Regions from separate parts of the Homo sapiens genome. Here region 2 is linked to region 1. A link is a loop called in an ENCODE intact Hi-C map of the cell type or tissue named here. Cell type or tissue: HepG2. All regions are shown on one strand.

Region 1 (5,000 bases):
AGAAAGCCGCCGCCCTGGAAATCCTCTATGCCCCACCTGTTTACCCTGCACCCTCCCGTTGAACTCTGACAACCACTGATCCTTTGACTGTCTCATTTGGCATGTTTTAAAATTTTATACAGGTGCAGCTGTATTCTATGTCTTCTTATTAATGTCTTATTCTAGAACATGTGTCATGTTTTCAAGATTTACTCCTGGACTTTCAGTCCAGTCCTTTTACTTGTTGTATGGCATTCTGCTATGAGTATATGACGATGATTGATGCCTTCCGCTATCGATAGACACTCAGTGGGAGTGGGAGAGAGTCTGCCCTTACGGCATTCTTGTACATGTCTCCTTCAGCGCGTGTGGGACGGGCGAGAGTGTTCTTAGCTGGGAAGGATCTGCATGAGCGGTGTGGCCAGACTCCGTCCACAGTGACTGCTCCAGCTCCTGCTCTTCCAGGAGAAAAGGTGGCTTCAGGGATGGCAGGGGTCCTGGGGATTGGCACGTTGTGGCTGCAAATAGGAATCTGCCCTTGGATGGCCTGTTTAGCTTTGGTCTCTCCGGGGAACTCGAGGGCAGGTCAGGGCTAGCGTGCTGTATCTGGGCGGGCAGCAATCAGAATCGGCTGCAATGGGGTGCTCATGCTGCTGATGAAGACTCAAAAGGGGTGTGTGCTACCTAAGGCAGGGCCTAGCTTGAGGCTGAGGACCCCGGGACCATTTTTGGCTCATACTGCCATGCTGAGCTGACCATCTGTGCACAAGTCCTGTTCATTTTCCTCCTTTTCTGTTGGTCATGAGGAACTCACTGTGTGGCCCTAGGTTTGGGCTGACAGAGCTGTGCTGGTGCCCTGGTGAATGATATGTGGGTCTGGGCCACGTGCTCTGCACAACCTGCCCCTTCCCTGCTGGGTGTAAACTTCTATCTCATGGTGGATTGCTGCTGGGTGTGCCCCATGCCAGGGTCAGTGCCATGCTCCTGATAGACAGCTCCAGCGTCTAATCACTGGGTGTCCCCAGTGGATGCTCCATCTCCACCAGGGCCCTGCTGCTTTCCACATGGCTTGTGGTCCCTGCTGTCTTTGCCCCACACCTTAAACTTCCTGGCTGTAAATCTCTTACTGGGGCCAAGGAGGATGGCCCAGGTGGCAGGGCTGCCTGTCCTTTTCTGTGTGGGCCCTGCTCGCTGCTGGCTGCCTTCCATGACTCCTTGGAGAGGGATCTGAGCAGCCTTCCCAAGTGAGGGGTGGTTTGCCTCTTGAGCCCATCGTCCTGAATAACACGGAGGAAGGCTCTCTGTAAGAAAACGATATTTATTAATATTTGGGAATAGGCATTGCAATGAGAATATGCATGCTGTAGTAAACTATGAATATTCAGGGAGGTCAAGAAAGACAGCAGTTTTTCAAGGAAAAATGAGGAGGATCACAGGATTGTTTTGAGATAATTATCTTACAAGGATGGGACCAGTCCAAGGTTGGACAGGCAGTTGCGGGACAGATGTCCTCAGAGGAATATTTTTGTATGTGAGGCTGAGATGGCCTGTGTGCAAGGTTGTGGTTTTGCAGTCTTTTGTGATGGATTTGTTATCAGGTCTATGAGCATGAGAACCCTCCCTTCCTGGCCTTCTCTGGCTCTGTAACACTTTGTTAGGGTTTTTAATACAAGTGACTCCATTTTCTTTCTGACAACTTTCACATTTCCCCCTTTTAATTGAGATCTTTCTCCAAAAGCATAGCTGACCAGTCATCCTGCAGTCAGGCTTTGATTGCCCCTTGGTGCTGGGATGGAGCTGTCCCAGTTTGGTGTGGTCTGGTTCCACATCATCAGGAAGTGACTGGTGACCAGGAGTCAGTGTCAGAGCTCATTTAGCCACATTTGAGCAACCAGGGAGGTGTGGAGGGAGTGGCCCTCAGGCGCAGTCTACCTGAGTCCACTGTTAAGTACGGTTTTGTCTGTTCCATGGGTGTTGGCATCATCTCAACGCGCTGGGCCAGCACGATTCTGTTAGGAGTTGTACTTCTGCAGAGACTTAAGCAACAGATAAAAAATTTATAAAGGGAAAATGCAGAGTGAAATTAATAATAATATGACAATCCTAGTTTGCATAATGTTTTGAGTCATGAACATAGGCTTAAAGACAACCAGTTGAATAAATCAAATGACCATAGGGAATTGGGTGAGACTTTTTATAATATATGGCCTGTTTCCTTTTTTGGTGTGTGTGTACTTTTTCCTTTTTGTGGAGAATGGGGTTTCTCATGTTGCCCGGGCAGATCTTGAATTCCTGGGCTCAATCTGTCTTCCCGCCTCTGCTGAGATTACAGGCATGAGCCACCATGCCCCGACCTGTTTTCTTATTTTGGGTATATGGTCCTTAATTTTCCCAGAAGAATTTATCCAGGTATAGCAGGTAGTATCAGCAATAGCACAGACATTTCCTTCTTTACGCAATGGATAATTTAGAGCAATTTTATCATCTAGTGTCCCATGACTGAGTTGGATTAAAGCAGAGTGAGCACCAGTTGTATTAGGGATGTTCCCAAAGTCACCCACTAGGGGGACTCAAGGATCTCTTAGGGTTCTATCTAGTTCCCAGCAGAAGCTACTGATTGTGAAATTTCGATTACACCATTATTCTGCCGAGTCAAAAAGGTAGGCATTAAGAGGGGTAAATGTGTCTTTATAATATGGACTCTTATTCCAGTGCCTTGGAGAAGCTGCCCACAGCATGAAGCTGTCGGCTTCTAGTCCTGTCTTGTGGTCTAAGTGTCTCTGGTTGTGGCATCAGTGGTTTGGTGAACTCTTGGTGTGGCCCACGCATCAGGAATGGGATTTTGTCCCTTAACATTTAGTTTCAGCTTATAGGGCTTCAGGAATAGAGTAGTTCTCTGCTTTTAGTGATTCTATGGGAGAAAGTTGGATGGGAGGAAGCTGGAAGAATTGAGGAGCTTGGAAACAGTGCACAGGGCTCCAGTCTAATAACAGGAGTATTGCAGCTTTTCTTCAGAAACATGGCTGCTTCTCTCTACATTGATCACACAAGAAAAAAATCACTCCGATTTTAACAACCTCCTGAGGCTGGGAAGCCAAACCAAGGCAGACTATAGATTTTGCCTACAGTCTTAAGGTTTCTGGGCCTGATACGAAGTGACAGTTTTTACTTACCCGCTGTAAGTCTAGGAACCCTTGAAGCAGGGTATTCTATGCACGTTCTCAAATTTGAGATTCCAGACAAGGCATTGGGAACAGAACCACTGGTCTCAGTTGTATCCTGCTACAAAGAGGGAACAGATTTTTTTTTTTTTGTAAATAACCACATTGCCATAAGAATACATGTGAACAGTTTCCAAATTTTGGAGGGATCGAGTAGGGAGAAAAAGCAAATGTTTTTACTTTTGTTTTCACAGAAGTATACTTTACCAGATTGCTGTAAGTTATAAACAGTTTAAGAAAGATAACGTTCTGGCCAGGCACGGTGGCTCACGCCTATAATCCCAGCACTTTGGGAGGCTGAGGTGGGCGGATCACAAGGTCAGGAGATCGAGACCATCCTGGCTAACGTGGTGAGACCCCGTCTCTACTAAAAATACAAAAAATTAGCCGGGCGTGGTGGTGGGCGCCTGTATTCTCAGCTACTCGGGAGGGTGAGGCCGGAGAATGGCGTGATCCTGGGAGGCGGAGTTTGCAGTGAGCCCAGATCCCGCCACTGCACTCCAGCCTAGGCAACAGAGTGAGACTCTGTCTCAAAAAAAGAAAGAAAGAAAACATCCTTAGATCTGGAAAACAAAACATTTAAGTAAAGAACCAACAATGTTTCAAATAAAAGTCATAAAAACATCTCATCAGTTATTTAATCTCATGTAATTAATTTTTGTTCTGCTTGATCTTGATAAGTAGTTTCACAAATTCATCTGTTTCCTTATTAGAGTTCTGAAGAATTTTCAGTTAGTCTGTCGATCTTAAAGTTATTAGAAACCTGTATTTAAGAGTGCTTCTTAGAGTCTTTTCCATGAATCTGATTGCAAATGCTTTTAGAGAAAAATCAAAACAATAACAATGGATAAGGAAAACAGAATAGCTATGGTTTAAAATCTGGTGGAAGTTCATTATAATTAGCAATTGACAAGGAAATCTGGCTATTTCTGTAGCATACAACATAATAACTAGAGTTATGGCATATTAGGTTTCTGAGAGTTTTATACAATTTTGGAACATTCCTATAAAAACACACCCATAAATGTAACTGAAAGAAGGTCTAGCATCACGTATCATTTTACAGTGTTTTTTATACAATTTACCAGATAAGCCTAATCATTTACCAGACGTACCAGATAAGTCTTTGTAAGATGAGAGATACGTCCTTTGAGGCTCTCCAGAAGCTTGACTGGAAAATACTAAAGCTAATTATGGGTCAAAAAGATTTAATTTAGAATTTATATCTTGGGGAAGCCCATCAAAGATGCCAAAAGATTTAAAACGCCTGATCAAAACAGGAGCACAGGTCACTATTAGATAATAGTCATTCATTTAACCAGAATGAGAAAGACTTCAGAAGCAACACAGGGAGTTCCATGAATGTAAACAAACAACCCACTCAAAGCTCAGTTTTCCTACAAAATAAAAAACTTAATAAAGACAACACAGGAAATTATCTTGATAAAACATAAAATCTTTGTTTCGTAGGCCAGTTACCAAAAAGGTAAAGAAAAACCTCCTGTGGTGTGATTGCTTCTCCTCATGGGAAGCCCGTTTGGTTTGCCTGGAAGTAGAAGCTGATGAAAAGTACTTGAATTTAATGAGACATAGGAAGAGGGTGTCCAGTATTACGAGTGCGCACCGTATTATAGAGGAATGTCAATGTGACAGTTAGTGGCTTGAGCAGGGCAGTACAGGGCTCTAAGTCACAGTATGGGAAGTTTTCTGGTTCCATGGAACAATTCAGACACATCCAGAAAAGCCGAATGTACAGAATCGAGTTATACAGGCGGAAAACAGTGCATCAGACCATAGTAA
Region 2 (5,000 bases), 62 kb after region 1:
AAATTTCCTGATTTTGATGTCGGTACTTGGTTATGAGAGAATGTCCACCTTCTTAGGAAATCTACACTGACGTGTTTAGGGGCAAAGAGGCATGCTGTCTCCAACTTAATCTCAGATAGTCTGGAAAAAGGTTGCGTGTGTGCAGGTGTGAACGTGTTTAGAGGAAGGGAGAATGGGCGGAAGGGAGAGGGACGGGATGATACAGCAAGCAGGAAGAATGCGGACATTTGGTGAATCTGGGCAAACGGATATGGGAGTCCCTTTTATTATTCTTATAATTTTTCTGCAAGTTTGAAATTATTTCAAAAGAAAAAGTTGCCCCCCCAAAAAGGATGGCACACATTGTCTAGGAGAGGGCTGGTTTGGGTGTGAACAAAGGTTTCCTGTGGCATCTCGGTGCTCGTATGTCCCGGCTCCCCCATAAGCACATTTAGCTGCACTGATAGTGCCTACATCTGGGCTTCGGCCACTTGCCCATCTTCATTCTCCTGGCCCTCACAACAGCCCTGCAAGCCCCTGCCAGCCGCAGATGGACACGGGGACTGAGGCCCACGGGACTGTGGGGCCCCGCCGAGGTGACCGGCCAGAAAGGAGTGCAGAACTCCGGCCAGGGCGGGCTCAGAGCCTGCACCCACGCCTCCTGCCTGGGCCGCCCTGTGAATGGGGGAGAAGGGCTTCCTGTGCCTCAGAAACTGGAGGCCAAGAAGCACATGATGGACGGGTGGGCCGAATGAGGCCAAGCTCTGCCTTCTACAGCCTTTCCAGGACTTTTTTCTTGGAAAATGTGGAGCTTGATTGGATGCCTTTGTAGTGGAGCTTCCATCAAGTTAGAGCTGCTTGTGTGGCAGTGTCCATCCGGGAGTCAGTAGATGGGGTCAACAAACAGCGCCTTCAGCCAAACCCTGCCACCAACCAGCTTTGTGTAATGAAGTGTCAGTGGGATGGCCATGCCCATTCCTGCAGTTGCTGTCGGGGGCCGCTTCTGTCCTAACTGCAGAGAGTGCAGTGTCCTAGAAAAATGGAGACTGTGTGTCACCCGCCCTCTCCAGGGAACTTTGCTGGGCCTCACCTGTGGTGTTAGCGGATGTTTCCTAACCCTTGAACCAAGACCCAGGAGATCCTCTCAGAGATGAGGCCCTGCTCGGCCTGGGGGCAGGAGCAACAGAGGTGGGTGTGGCACCCCACCTCGGAAAGGGACCACCCCATGTGGTGGGCAGGCCGCCTCCAGGATGCCCACAGGTTGTTCAGAAATGTCTGTGAGTTGGCATATTTTGCTTGGTTGTAAAAATGTTCCTTATGGTTCACAGGTGGTCCAGTTTGGTATAGTTGCTTATTTCCTAACTAAATACATATTCCTGATAACACGCTGTTTGAGTGATCACCTGCTTATAAAAAGATAGGTTTTATATTTATGGGACTAAAAATTTTTTAATTTAAGTTACATGTGGAAAGAAGAGTTAAAAACTATACAAAAAGCCTACAAGTACTTTTTTTTCCTTTGCCACTGCTTGTTTAATAAAGCACAAATTGCTGAAGTGGAGTAGCGTGTTGGGAGGCCGGGGTTCCATCTGCAGTGTTTATGCCACGTGCAGTCACCTAGCTGTGCTCGGCCCGCCTTCAATAATTCAGGCTCCGTGGCGGCAGCAGCTGAGGGGCTGCTGTGAATTATGCATGCGTCTTCGGCAAGGCTTCGTGCGACGTCTCCTGTTGGCTTCCCATCCGTGAGCCTGCGTGCAGGCAGGGCAGAGCCGTCTTTGTCAGCCGTGTGCTGGGATCGCGGGAGAAACTGCAATAATTGGCCTCCTGGGAGTGTGAGCTCAGGAGCAATGTCCCTGTGTGGGACGCAGGCCTTTGCTCGGGGCCGCCCGGGCTCTGCCGGCTGACCCTGGTATGGACTCAGAGGGGTGGTTTGCAGTGCATGGTTGGAAGTATTTGGTTAAGTGGCATCACAGTGGCTCTTATCAGCTCTACCCAGGTAAAGTCCCTTGTCCCCATCTGCGTACCTTGTCGCGTTGTCAGGGGCACACTGACTTATGTGGTCTTCAGGTATGTTTGCCGCAGCGGGATTGTGTCGGGGATGAGGGGCCCATAGGGGTGCCTGTGCAGTGACGTGTTTCGTGATCTGACTTGGAGTTATGACTTAAAGAGTCAGAGTGTTTGAGGTTACGGTTTGGATGAGATAACAACGGGCCCGGGCCGTGTGTTACAGAACTAACTGCAAACTTTTCATCTTACGGTATTAACATTTGTAACGTAACCTACATGTTTGACCCACCAATATATACATGGCGGCTTTTCCAATTAGCAGCAAATCTAAACAGACTTTAAACTCTTTTTCACCAGGAAAGCATTTCTTTGACTCAGATGGGTCAGTCGAAAGAAAAAATCCCACAACAATACCGTAAACTGGACCGTGTTCTCTAAGGTGGTGTTGGGATGTGGGCTGTGTTTTGTGGATCTCTTTTCTTCTTTGGCTTAGATCACAAGTGTGGGTTTGACTCACGTGTTCAGCACCAGAGAATCAGGCAAGCCACTGCAAGCAGGCCAGTGAGTTACAGACGTGGTGGCATCCCTCCCGCGTTCTGGCCTTGGAGCTGGGGTCGGAATGGTGGCTTGTGCAAGGAATTTTATTTTAGGTGAGTGCTGCTCAGGGTTCAAGGTCAGGCCTTCTGTGACTGTGCACTATTTTCCACGTGACGAGAACAACTCCAGAGCACATGAAAGTGCTGTGAATTGTGAAATCCATAATTGAAAGTGAGTGTTAGAGAGGAGACGACTTTCCGTGTGTGTTGAGCCACGTAGCAAAGAAAAATGGTGCTCAGGGGGCTCTGCCTCGCACCTGGCTCTGCTGTGTTCCTCTGCAAGTCACCTGCATGAATTTTGTCCAGATGGAATCGTAAAAATTCACCAGGAGAGCTTATGATTGCAAGAATTCCGGGTGGACGTTTTCCGGTAGCCAGTTTTTGAAAAACGTGTGTGTTGCTGGAGATTCCACTGTCCTTTGCGAATCGCTGGACTCAGTGCCTGGACTCAGGAGGGTCCACGTGCCCAGCAGGTCCCGTCTGTGCCCTCGGGAAGCTGAGGAGCTGGGTCATGAGTTTTCTGTCCTGATCCTTAGGCAGGGGTGGCATGGGCAGCCGGGGCTGTGGCCCAGAGGCTTCTCTTTCCGGCTCCTCCAGGTAATGTGTCTGCTTCCTCTACTCTCCAGGCTCCTGTGCTTGAGTTGAGGCCCCCGCTTGCTGTGGCCTCACACTGGGAGGAATTACTGGAGCACAATTCCTATGTCAGCAGAAAGCTACAAAATGAGATTGTGTGAAGGGGGCGTGGCTCTCACCCCCAGCAGTGCTGGGAGCAATTGGCAAGGTGACGCCTCCTGTCTTTGCAATACCAGAGAAGAGCATGGACTGCAACCTCTTTCCCTTCCTTGGAAATGGTTTATTTGCAGCTAAAGCAACTCTCACTTGAGTGGGTCCTGGAGCCTGGGCAGGCCCAGGAGAGGGTCTGGCACCCACACCGCCCCCAAGCCATGCCTGCATCTGCTCTCTGCCGTGCTCCTCTGTACCCGAGGCTGTGCTCTCTCAGGAGGGTCTGCCATGTGGTTTCCTGTACACAGCATCTGCCTCTGCAGGACCCCAAGGGCAGGAGCAGGAGCACACTGGGGAGGGAATACAGATTCCCTGGGCGGGCACACCAGGCACAGGGGAGCCGAGCACACCAGACAGGTCATCATTTACTGTTTAAAATACAATCATGTTTCTTTCTTGATTAGACTTTTAAAGGGTCAGTTATTGATTTGTGAGTCTTAGAAAATAATTAGTATCTGCCAAAACTTTTGAACATGATGTTAGTCAATACACCAGTCATCTTTCACTCAGAATTTATATCAGTCACCATTCATTCATTCCACAAATACACCAGTGTGGGAATGGGGAGAGCAGCCCTGTGGGTAGCTGGTCCCATTGCTGAGGGAGGCGGCAAGGCCTAGGGAGTGGCCAGGGAACAGGGGAGGTGGGCCCGGGGGCTGGTGTGGGACTTCCACATGGTACCAGGGAGAGGCCCATCTCCCCTCCACCGGCAGCAAGGGAGGCAGACGGTTCACGTCACCGTGCTTGTGTGTTGGAATTGAAACACCTTTTGTTTGAGGAGCAAAAGCGTCAGCAACCGTGGGGGGTTGAGCTGTGCCAGCCACAGCGTGCAGTGGGGCAGCCTCCTTTCTGCCTCCCCTGTCTTCCCGTCCTGGTTCTTCCCAGGGCCCCTCAGCTGGGCCTCGCCTAGGCAGCCTCCAGGCCACCCTCCAGGCAGCCAGAGGGACCCTGCAGTCTCTTGCTCATCACTGTCCCCCAGGGTGAACTTCGTGCTGCTCCGTGCTGGCTCCCTGCTCTGCCCAGCTCAGCGTGGCTTGTCCTGTCATGGAAGTTCTCCCTTGCTCCCTGGAGGCCAGTTAACGTCTATTTCTCCCTCAGTTCTCAGCTAGCCTTTATTGTCTCAGGAAAAAAAGCTGGAGGAAAAATGTCATGGTGCTCATAATGCAGAAACTTCATTCATGAGGATTGCCTCATTTGTCAGCATAAAATATAGCAAGGTTAGCAACACTGCTGCCTCGAATTCTGGGCTCAAGCCATCCTCTGGAATAGCTGGGACCACAGGTGCCTGCTACCCTGCCCAGCTAATTTTTTAATTTATTTTCATTTTCTGTAGAGATAGGGTCTCACTGTGTTGCCCAGGCTGGTCTTAAACTCTTGGCCTCAAGTGATCATCCAGCCTGCATGATCTTATTTTTTAAATAGGTAGTATGTGCCCATGCACTGGAATGTACACAGAACAGGATCGGCCCCCGAGGCTGTTTCTGGTGCAGGGCGTGCCATTGTGTATTCTGTGCCTTTGGGGGGGCTGTCCAGCCAGCTCTGGTCTTCCGTCTCCCAGCACTGGGCGGGAGGTCCTACAGCTTCACCGTGGCTGATGAACGAAGTGCACCCCGGCAGCAGTAGCCGGCTCTGGGC

What was found. A loop is a pair of places that touch in the nucleus more often than their neighbours do. Peaks named below come from ENCODE experiments on the same cell type or tissue, not always from the same donor. Only the 100,000 strongest peaks of a DNase experiment are listed, where the experiment ranks them.
Region 2: a loop joins it to region 1, with 6 times the contacts of the local background. A loop is called at or near these places in 1 of 110 quality-filtered maps.

The regions. Positions count from the first base shown.
Region 1 is chr4:3,343,712-3,348,711 of GRCh38, forward strand. All of the region lies in intron 3 of RGS12 (regulator of G protein signaling 12), which reads left to right. Among named protein-coding and RNA genes, the nearest start is that of RGS12, 53 kb to the left of the region's middle. In HepG2, a CTCF peak has its summit at 2,551; a DNase peak (open chromatin) is centred at 2,570.
Region 2 is chr4:3,405,599-3,410,598 of GRCh38, forward strand. The region is part of intron 4 of RGS12 (regulator of G protein signaling 12); the gene reads left to right. Among named protein-coding and RNA genes, the nearest start is that of HGFAC, 34 kb to the right of the region's middle. RefSeq lists an enhancer at 3,750-4,657. In HepG2, no CTCF peak of the experiment used is centred here; a DNase peak (open chromatin) is centred at 2,663.